Regions from separate parts of the Homo sapiens genome. Here region 1 is linked to region 2. The links are chromatin loops, found by intact Hi-C in ENCODE. Cell type or tissue: GM12878. All regions are shown on one strand. Each heading gives the region's core, and the rest is flanking DNA. Links, peaks and the distances in the headings are about the cores only.

Region 1 (5,413 bases), core at 977-4,976, 53 kb after region 2:
CACTCCAGCCTGGGCGACAGAGCGAGACTCTGTCTCAAAAACAAAAACAAAAAACAAAACAAAAACAACAACAACAACAAAAGATTTTAAAGGATTGTAATAAACTGATGTGGTAAAATAGTGCTTGGGACAAGCCAGGCATTCTTTTCTCACTGTTTAAACTGTATCATTTCAACTAGACCTAAATATTAATTCACTTTTATTAGCTTAATAACATTTTCCAGGCAGTTTTTAAATGAGTACTGGTTATTTTGCAAATAGGTCTCTTACAGACGTGAGACCAAAAGACATCCCCAAAAGAGCATGAAAGCAGCAAAATTGTATATTCTGTTTTTCATGTTCTTTCATAAGTGAGGATGATAAAGCTTTTAGAATAAAATACATGTATCTTCAACTTGTATACTAATTTAAATTATATGCTGTTTACATTCAGTTTATATCATATCAATGTTGTTTATACTAGATTTTAAGTTCTAGGGGGCAAAAAGTGTGGCTAATAAGTTACTGAATTATTTAATAAATTATTCTAGAAGATACATGAATATAGTGGGATTTCTCATGGATTTAGGGATAAGAATTAAAATAAAATAAATCTAAAACCCATGGCATGGCTTTGTCCTCCTAATGACCCTTCCTACAGCCTTGAGAGCATGTCACTGCTTTGACTCTCATTTTCCATATGAAAACTAAAGACAGCCGTGCATGTCACCCTCCAAACTACTAGTACTCACCAGTCTTTTAAGGACTTTACATCCTATTCCTTTCATACTATTTTTATAATTTGGAGACAAAAGCCCAGATCCTGCTGGATAATGAAACTATTTCCCAGAAAGTTATGTTAGTAGATGTGTTCTAAATTTCACCTAGTGACTTTATTTCACGCAGTAAGCAATAGAGGGGCTTTAAAAAAAATCACAACAGCTTATTAGGATAACCCACTAGAATATAGGGGTCTCTAAACTGATTTGAATCTTTAAGGCCATCTGAACTAACTGCACCTTTGAGCAAGCAGTATAACCTTTTTTAAAAAAGGGATGCTGTCTCTCCTCTTTCAACCCAATAACCTCCTCATATTCTTCAGAGGAGTGAAGCATGCATTCCATTAAAACTCCTTTCACCAAGACCTTGGTGCTAACCCAAGTAACAATTGGGTTTTCTATCTTGCTTTTCTTGGCCCTCTGGCAGCATTTACTCAGGCGCTAACTCTCGCCCTTCTGGAAACACTCCACTACCTTTGTCTCTGTTTCCCTATCTTTCCCATTGTTACTACAAGCTCTTGAGCCACTCTCTGTTTCCTTTGTACATGCCCTTCCTTTATATGCTGATAATAGTTAGGGCTTTCTTCTAGGCCTTCTTTTCTCTCACCCTAGATCAGAAGTTCTTTTTAATTTGTTTCATAAACATTTTTTGTTGGTATAATATGCTCAGTTGATAAAACTTCCAAAGATACAAAGGGTGTCAAGTGAAGAGTCTCCTTTGTATTCTGTTGACCCTCAGACACCCCATTTCTCTTTTTAAGGGAATCTCTGTTATGGATTTCTTGTGTATCCTTGCAGAGATATTTTATGTATACACACACATAGACACACACAAGATACTGTATAATACTACATACATACTGAGTCTTGCTTTTACTGTTTAATAATGTATCACGTAGATTGTTGCATATATGTATATATAGAGCTACATCTTTTGTGTGCATGTAGATGTAGAGTGTGTCTACATATGGATGTATTATAATTTATTTAACCAGCCCTCTTAGAGTTTAATGCAGGAAGTAGAAATTCACTTGCTTTCTGGTATGTAAATGAAAGGAATTAGGTGAGATGAAGTAATCGAAAGGGAAGAAAAAGTGGAAATAATGGGGTTGCCCCCGAATTACTGGTTTCAAAGTTATACAACCATAGCTGTCATCCAGAGATTCAGAAGTTGCTATCACCATGGCCACAAATGGCGTTGTCTCACCACCAAATGGCTGGTGAGTAGACCCTGGAAGATGGAAACCAACAGCCACATACATTCATACCTGTCTGACTTTGTATGCAGCCTGCATAATATCACAGAGATGGCCTTTGTCTTACTTTTAGTCTGGATGCTTTTCAACTTGGAGTCACTTTCTTGTTGTATAAGATAAACTCATGGCAGAACCTAAATAAAACAGAAAGAAGAGTGGAAAAGGATATCAAAGCCTGATTGAACAACACTGTCTAGCCATTTGGATTATTCACCATAAATATCTATCCTTCCACCTATCTTTAAATTGCAACAATATGGTCACACCTTATATTATATATTACCTTCTACAGTGAAAATATATTCATCCTCTCTCCATAAAGGGGAACCTATTCTATTAGTTGCAGAATCAAACTCTGAGTGATTTTAATTACTTTTTAAAATTAGTCACAATTGAAATTTTATGTCTTGTAACACAATGACTAAACTATAACTAAACACTATACTAATTTAGTATAAACTAAATTATACTTGTAACACCTTTATGTAAAATAAAGGTGAAGGAGAAAATGGAGAAATGAAATTTGGTTACTATATAAAGGTATATACACAAAATGGCAAGGAAACAATGTATGTAGCTACTATATTCCTTGATTTCACAACTACTCATGAGGTTTTTCTTGGTGAAATTTCTTTCTTCATTTAGCATTCTGTTTTTCCTTTGCCCTTGAATAGTATTTCAGCTGGATAGGGTTATTTATATGGTAGGACAATACAAACTAGTATGGTGTTGTTATCACTGTCATCAAACACAAACAGGTTAGATAACTAATTTTAGTTTTCCATCTTGGTGCCAAATACTGTTTTATTTAGGATTATGTGCAGTAAACACTCTAGGCATTTTAAGTAGAAAGAGTTTTAACACAGAAAATTAGGTGCTTGGAAACTCATTGGGAGCAATTTAGGGGATTGCCCATGGGCTAATGATTTAAAAGTCACATCATTCTCATGCTTTCTGGTATATTTTTGAAAAGACAAAAGTCATACCATAACTGCTGTGATTACAAAGTCAGAGAACTGTGACTGATGCTGTCACGACACTCCCACAGCTGAATCTCATGCTCATGAAGCTAGTGAGTACATGTTGGAATGTGGAGTCCAGCTGCTGCAAATGCTCATCTCTGCCTCATTTTCCTTTTCAGACTCCAAAGCATCAGGAAAATGTCTCATCACTACATTTCATGAAAATGCAGCTCATCGATGAAATCTAAATCATGTCACAAATCCTAGCTGCATCAGTCTGATAAATGTAGTTTTTAGTCTTCTAAAATATTGAAACCATTGTAGATATAGAGTAGGAACAAAGAAGGGAGAAGAAAGTGCTAGCACACTTATGATGACAGATATTGGCGTAGCTTGCTATCTTTTGTTTTTACACCCAATTTCATGAGAAATATCTTAGAACACACACCATTTCCCACATATGTGAGAATAAAAGTAGGAAAAATTCATAGAAATGGTATTGATGGTTGAAGAGAGACTTTTATTTAAAAATTTATTAAATATTTACAAATTACTAGAGCTTATAACACAGAGTGTGGTCTGTTCTGTGGACCAGCAGTACTGGCCTCACCTGGGAGTTTGTTAGAAATGCAAAATCTCGGGCCAGGTGTGGTGACTTATGCTTGTAATCCCAGCACTTTGGCAAGGGGAGGTGGGCAGATCGTTTGAGCCCAGGAGTTCGAGAACACCTTGGGCAACATGGCAAAAACCCATCTCTACAAGAAATATAAACCAGGTGTGGTGGCATGCACCTGTGGTTCCAGCTACGAGGGAGGATGAGGTGGGAGGATCACTTGAGCTCAGGAGGTCAAGGCTGCAGTGAACTGTGATCATGCTACTGCACTCCAAACTGGACAACACAGTGAGACTCTATCTCAAAAACAAATGCAAAATCTCAGGCCCCTCCCCCGACCAGCTGAACCAGAATTTGCATTTTAACAAGATTCCCAGGTAATCTGTGTGCACATTTCAGTTTGATGAACACTGGGCTAGAGGTGGTACATACTGCATTCCCAGTAGCAGCATATGTATGGAATTTTTCCTCTACTATCACTAAGACTGTGCTCAGTTGTCTTCATATTTTTCAAATTAATATTTGAAAATGGCATTTCTCTTGGCCAGGCATGGTGGCTCACGCCTGTAATCCCAGCATTTTGGGAGGCAGAGATGGATGGACCACATGAGGCAAGGAGTTCAATACCAGTCTGGCCAACATGGCGAAATCCTGTCTCTACTAAAAATACAAAAAAAAAAAAAAAAAAAAAAAAAAAAGCTTTGCATGGTGGTGTGCACCTGTAATCCCAGCTGCTGGGGTGGCTGAGGCATGAGAATCTTGAATCCCGGAGGCAGAGGTTGCAGTGAGTCATAATGGTGCCACTGCACTTCAGCCTGGGTGACACAGCAAGACCCTGTCTCAAAAAGGAAAAAAAGAAAAGAAAAAAAAAAAAGAAACTGGCATTTTATGAAATTGAGCATCTTTTCAAGATTCAAAAAAGTTTTTGTATCAATTTCTGTGAACTTGCTCTTCGCATTTATTCAGTTAGTCTGTTGGTCTTTTTCTTATCAATTTAAGAATGTTTTACTGTTAAGAAAGCCCTTCGGCTTTGGTATGAGTTGCAAAGTGTTTCTCATTTTGTTATTTCCCTTCTAATTTTGTTTATGATTTTATTTCCATGCAGAATACAAACACACACAGACACACACACATTCCTGTGTGGTTGAATTTTTTAATATTTCCTTTCATGTGTTAGAGATTTTTGTCTTATGCTTAGAAACGCCTCTATCACACACAAGATTTTTTAAACTCTTCCATGTTTTCTTTGATAATGATCCAATCCTTGAGCCATTGGAATGTATTTTGGTGAGAGCTATGAGGTAAGGATCCAACTGAATAGTTATCCTAGATAACTATACATCAAGAGTTCTTAACCTCGCATTCATGAATGCCTAGAGAATACTTAAGCCGCTAAAATTGCATGTGAAATTGTGTCTGAATTTGCATTTTTCTGAAGCAAAGATCATTAGGGTTCATTCAGTTTTCCTCAAAGATTAAGAACCATTGCTCTATGTAGTGTCCCATCATCCAATATGGCTTCAGTTGTTTTCCGTATCTTTATTACTCCCAAGTGTCCAGTCAGAGCCTTCTCTTGACCTCCCTACTTGGGCATACCAAAGTGGATGAGTCCAATGTAATCACAAGGACCCTTATAAGAGTGAGGCAAGAAAGTCAATAAACAAAGGAGATGGAATGACAGCAGCAGAAATTGGAGTGATGCACTTTGAAGATGGAAGAAGGAACCAGAGCAAAAAACTGCCTTGATTTTATCCCATTAAAACTCATATTAGACTTTTGAGCTCCAGAACTGCAAGAGAATAAACGTGTATTATTTTAAGCCAC
Region 2 (5,413 bases), core at 959-4,958:
AACACGTACTCAAGCTGACTGAAGGCCAAGCCGTGATTCTAGCAAGTCCCCAGCAAAAAGAGTGTGATTGCCACTAATTTCCAGGTATTATTTGTATAATGCTGTCTTAAATAATTTCATATTTTAAGTTGACTACAATATGCTCAGATGCTGTTTGCTTGACTTGATCAAAGTACACAACTCACTGAAAATGTTGTTCGCAAAATCATTCTGTCTGCATATACTGATAGCAAGCCAATTTTGCAGTACATCACAGGAATAGGTGGTAGATTTGGTTTACTTAGGTGTAGAAAATCTGGGAAACAGAAAAGTATCCTCAGGAAAACAGTATCCTTAAGACAATCACTTACAATGAGACCTTAAAGATAAAATAATTCATTTCAAGTTGCTGGGCGTGGTCACTCACACCTGTAATTCCAGCACTTTGGGAGGCCAAGGTGGGTGGATCACAAGGTCAGGAGTTCAAGACCAGCCTGGCCAGATGGTGAAACCCCGTCTCTACTAAAAATACAAAAATTAGCCGGGCATGGTGGCAGGTGCCTGGAATCCCAGCTACTCAGGAGGCCGAGGCAGAGAATTGCTTGAACCCGGGCAGCGGAGGTTGCAGTGAGCCGAGATGGCGCCACTGCACTCCAGCTTGGGTGACAGAGACTCTGTCTCAAAAATAATAAATAAAAATAAAAAATAAAAGTATGAACAGTCTCTTAGAAGAATTTTTCAAAAATACATACTGTGAAGTGTCCATGGAAAGCATATCGATGCTTCTACAAAGGCAAGTAGGTTGAGAAGTGAACGGCACCTCCTAAACAGTTCATTTTCCACCTGCCAAGGCCTGGATCCTTACTAGCTGGTAACCTACACAGTAATCTAGGAAACAGAAATAAAATAATCGCCATTTCTAAGTCTTCAACAAACTATTACTGGCATTTTCAAACTACTCTATGCCTTTTAGAAAATATAGGAAAAGGGGTGTTCTGTTTCACAGTTGATCCTTGCCTGCCCTCTCAAACCTGAATCACCAACATTAGCCATCAGCCAGACAAGCATATTTAGTGTCTCAATTTCGGTATCTGTAAAGAAGATATTTCAACAGATGGTGGAAAAGGAACTAGGACAAGAACCAAAGGAGACAATTCTGAAAGGAAACTTAGAGAAACAAACCCAGTGCCTGGTAACTTCATATGTACAAAACAGTGCCAATCAGCTAGCTGGTCGATGAAACAGAATAAGGTCTGTGTGCATCGCTTTGGATTGATTTTCCTTAAGAGAAGCATAAAAGAAAAATTGCCCCTCTCAGATATGTAGGCTCCAGGCTGGGTTCTAGAAGCCTGGTCCTATCAAGTCAGAGGGGAGGAGCCAGTGCTCAGGCTGAGTGCTCAGGAGTGGAGGAACACATCACAAAATGAAAGGTTAATACAAAGGAAACATCCATTTAGAAGGGTTAGGAATAGATTCTATTCCTTTTTATTTTATTTTTGAGCCATTTCCTGGAGAGACTTATAGGGGTACAGAGAAAACTTCCCCTTCGCCCTCTAAAGGTTCACTGAAAATCAGCTGACAAAAGGCAAATTAATAAAGGAAAAGGCATGCAATAGTTTACTGTAACGCGCATAGCATGGGGGAACCACAGGAGAATGATTACCCTCTGACCGACAGCAGCGCAGAAGCCCATATGCTCTTTTTCATAGGGGACGGAGAGATGGCTCTCCTATCAGGTTCAAATCAGCCTCGTTGTGCTAACTGAGGCCAGGAGGCTTCACACTGAGTAGGTGGCCAATTAAATGCTGATGAATCCATGGTTTATTGTGAGGCTTTCACATGCCTACAATCATGCAAATATATTCAACACACAAGGGCACTAGTAAGAGAGAGAGGAGGGTCACAGCTTGATTATCTTAGGAGGCCAGCATGCTGACTGACAATCCAGCAGGTCCTGTTATTTTTTCCTAGGTCGGGGTTGGAGCGGGTGTCACTGTCACTGCTCTTCTCCCAGCAGACCTTCCTACAGCCCCTGCCGATGGAACAGAGGCCTCAGAGTTGCCACGTGCAGAGCTTCTGCTGGCATCTTGACCGTGGTCAGTTTCTTTGTGGTTTTTATGGCCCTCCATGGCCATGATCTCAGCCACCTTTTGGCTTCACTCGCTTGTCAGGTCTCAGCAGTGCCTGGCCACAGCAGGTGACATCTTCTATACATATGCTTATCACTCTGAGGGGTCAGCAATTTCACTGTAGGCTGAGCCATTTGTCATAAGTGACACCATTTTGAGACATTTGGGATCAAGAAACATGATTACATATCATCGGGGAATTTAGACAATTATTTTCGGGGGCAGTAAACCATTAGGGAGAATAAATGGACGGTGGAGGTGAGAAACAGACACTAAGAAAGGTGAGAGGTGGAGGTGCACAGGAAGAAAGGTTGTCTTATTATGCAGATGGAGTCTTCCAGGTCATCTTTCTGAGCTGCCCTCAGAAGAATAGATGAAAAGTCTGTCTGGGTCTGGTGCTAACTCCCAGTTTTTTATCTTCATAGATGGTTGATCTTTCCTAGATATTTGATGAGATCCCTAGGGAGGCGGTTTAAGACAATTACATTTCTTTTGGAAAGATGCTTTCTTAGTGAGATAAGGAAATTCCAGAGACAGTCCCTCCCAGAGCTTGGGGGACAAGAGGGAGGCAGGGGGAGACAAGACAAGGTAAGAGGGACCTTGATTCTGACGCCTCTCTGCATGTCAAAGCATGAGTCTTGGGGTATTGCTTTCTGAGCCTCAACAGACTCATGTCAGGCAGAGGAGCTGAGATAACTTCTATGGCAGGAGTAGGAGGAGCTCAGGCAACAACTGCTATTCTAGTGATGTATAAATTTTCAGTCTAAAGCAGTTCACATGTTGTCTGTGTGAAGCAATGAACACTGAATGCCCAGAGCTATTTTAACACATGAGCTATATGGACAAGGATACACAAGAGAAGTTAATCAAGTCCCTTCACACTTACCAAATAGGTACTTTGTAAAAGCAACTCTCCAGAGAGACGTGGGTTTTTCTCACAATTTCCCCCGGGGAGCACACTGGGCCACGCACCTCCCTCCAAACCTCTGCTGCACCATCTCAGGAAGCAGAGGCCTGGAACCGTGCCTGAAACTCCTTCACTCTGCAGGTGCGTGGTGACAGCCTGGCCCGGGTGGCAGGCTGGAAAATATGACGACACAACCACAAAAGGCAGCATTTTCACACTAGCTCTTACAGACTGTTAGTATCTGTCATTCAACATTAGAGAAAAACAAAGCCCAGAGGGCAGCAAGATGAGAAGTATTTCTATGCTGGTGTCTCATTTGCAAGGAAAAAATAAAATGTGACCTCATAAAGCACCAAAGTATCACCAATGAAATAAGAGATGTTAAGAGTTTGCTGAAAAGTGCAGAAGTTAAAAAAAGTACTAACTACTAAAAAGTGGTCAAGAGGGTTTTGAAGTCATAACTTTCCTTTTGATTCATTATTCAGAACCCAAGAACTCAAATATTTGGTGTCATGGGAACATAAAGCTAGTAAATGTGTTCTGCAAATAGCAACTATCCCACTGTTTGTCTTTTGCTTACCAAATAGCATTTCACGTTATCAAATATCCTTTTTCCCAGGACATTAAATGATTTTATGGAATCTAAAAAGCAATGGTAATTAAGTAAGGAAAAATGTTGTGCCTCCATGTGTACCCTCAAGTAATAAACAGATTCAATACATGGTGCTTGATGCTATTAGTAGGGGATGATGCAGATGATACGAAAATAACAAATACAAGCTCACTATGTGATCATTTTTGTATTAACTTCAGTTAGTTTCAGATACTTTATGTGGGTATTATTAGAATCAGAGATTTCATTCCTACATAATTCATTTTACTTTATTTTTTATTTTTATTTTTTGAGACAGGGTCTCACTCTGTCACCCAGGCTGGAGTACAGTGGCACAATCTCAGCTCACTGCAACCTCTGCCTCCCAGGCTCAAGCAATCCTCCCACCTCAGCCTTCCAAGCAGCTGGGACCACAGGCGTGCATCACCATAACTGGCTAATTTTTGGATTTTTTTTTGTAGAGACAGGGTCTCTCCATGTTGCCCAGGCGATCCACCTACCTTGGCCTCCCAAAGTGTTGGGATTACAGGTATCAGCCACTGCTCCTGGCCTCATAATTCATTTTAAATCTATTTAGAATGCAGGAAAAACACTATTTATTTAGACCAGAGGTCAGAAAAATAAAATCCACAGGACAAATCCTGCCTGCCACCTGTTTTTCTGTTGTTTTTTTGTTTGTTTTTGTAAATAAAGTTATATTAGAACATAGCCACGCCCATTCATTTATGTATTACCTCTGGCTGCTATTACACTACAATGGCAGAGGTTGAGTGGTTGCAACAGAGACTTTATGGCCCACAAAGCCTAAAATATTTACTACCTGGCCCTTGACAGAAAATATCTGCTGACTAATACACTAGACATTTCATTATTTACCCTCACTATCACTATGGCACAATAAATAACATATGTAAAATTTCAATATCTGATTTTCCTGGAGAAAATTAAAGGAATTTATATTAAGTTTTGGTATATTCCCTGCAAATATGGCTGCCAAGTAGTCTGCCTTTGCCATCAAGACCTGGAGTTTATTTTCCCTTCCCTTGAATATAAGGTGGTCTTGTGACTTGCTTTGGCAGCACAATATGGTAGAAGAGGCCTGTCAGCTTCTGCTTTCCCTCTTGGAGCCCTGAATCACCATGTGGAGAGTTTGTCTCCTCTGCTGGAAAGAGAGGCTCAGCCAGTCCCAGATACACCAGCTGTGGTACCAGTCTTTGAGTGAAGCCATCTTGGAGATCCTGGCTGCAGATAAGCTCCCAGCTGAATGCAACCCCAGGAGTGGCCACAACCAACAGTGTGGAGGAGAAGAACTGCCTAGCTCAGCCTAGGCAACCAACAGGGTGGGGAGAATAAATCATCATTTTAAACCACCAAACTGTCATTATGCAGCAATAAATGAACTCAAAGTTTTGATGTTCCATTTAGTATTTCAAACTTTCTTTAGGATATTTTAAAATAGTTCTAAAACAAGACAACTCTATCGTCTTCTTTTATATCTTAAAAGCAAGAAACATCATTCTGTTCAGATGGCAGTGTGAGCAGATTGGATGAAAAATGTCTCTCATAAACTGCATGTAAGACATGGAGACTCAAAGAAAAAGCAAAGTTATCTGGCAACAGCAATAAGATACAAAATCTCATCTAAATGCTGAGAAAAAGATTTTTTTTAATCCACGAGCTAAGTGGTCAGGGTTTTCAGAATCTCATTTTTTAAGAAAGCATTTCTTTTCTCAATCTATTTGTCTTACTAAAAAGCAAGCAGGTCAGGAGAAAGAGACTTCAAGG

What was found. Peaks named below come from ENCODE experiments on the same cell type or tissue, not always from the same donor. Only the 100,000 strongest peaks of a DNase experiment are listed, where the experiment ranks them.
Region 1: a loop joins it to region 2, with 7 times the contacts of the local background. A loop is called at or near these places in 4 of 110 quality-filtered maps.

What each region holds. Positions count from the first base shown.
Region 1 is chrX:11,737,582-11,742,994 of GRCh38, reverse strand. No RefSeq gene overlaps it. Among named protein-coding and RNA genes, the nearest start is that of MSL3-DT, 18 kb to the left of the region's middle. In GM12878, for the core only: no CTCF peak of the experiment used is centred there; a DNase peak (open chromatin) is centred at 3,034; H3K27ac peaks cover 2,596 bases.
Region 2 is chrX:11,790,750-11,796,162 of GRCh38, reverse strand. No RefSeq gene overlaps it. Among named protein-coding and RNA genes, the nearest start is that of MSL3, 35 kb to the right of the region's middle. In GM12878, for the core only: no CTCF peak of the experiment used is centred there; a DNase peak (open chromatin) is centred at 3,102; H3K4me3 peaks cover 618 bases; H3K27ac peaks cover 2,453 bases.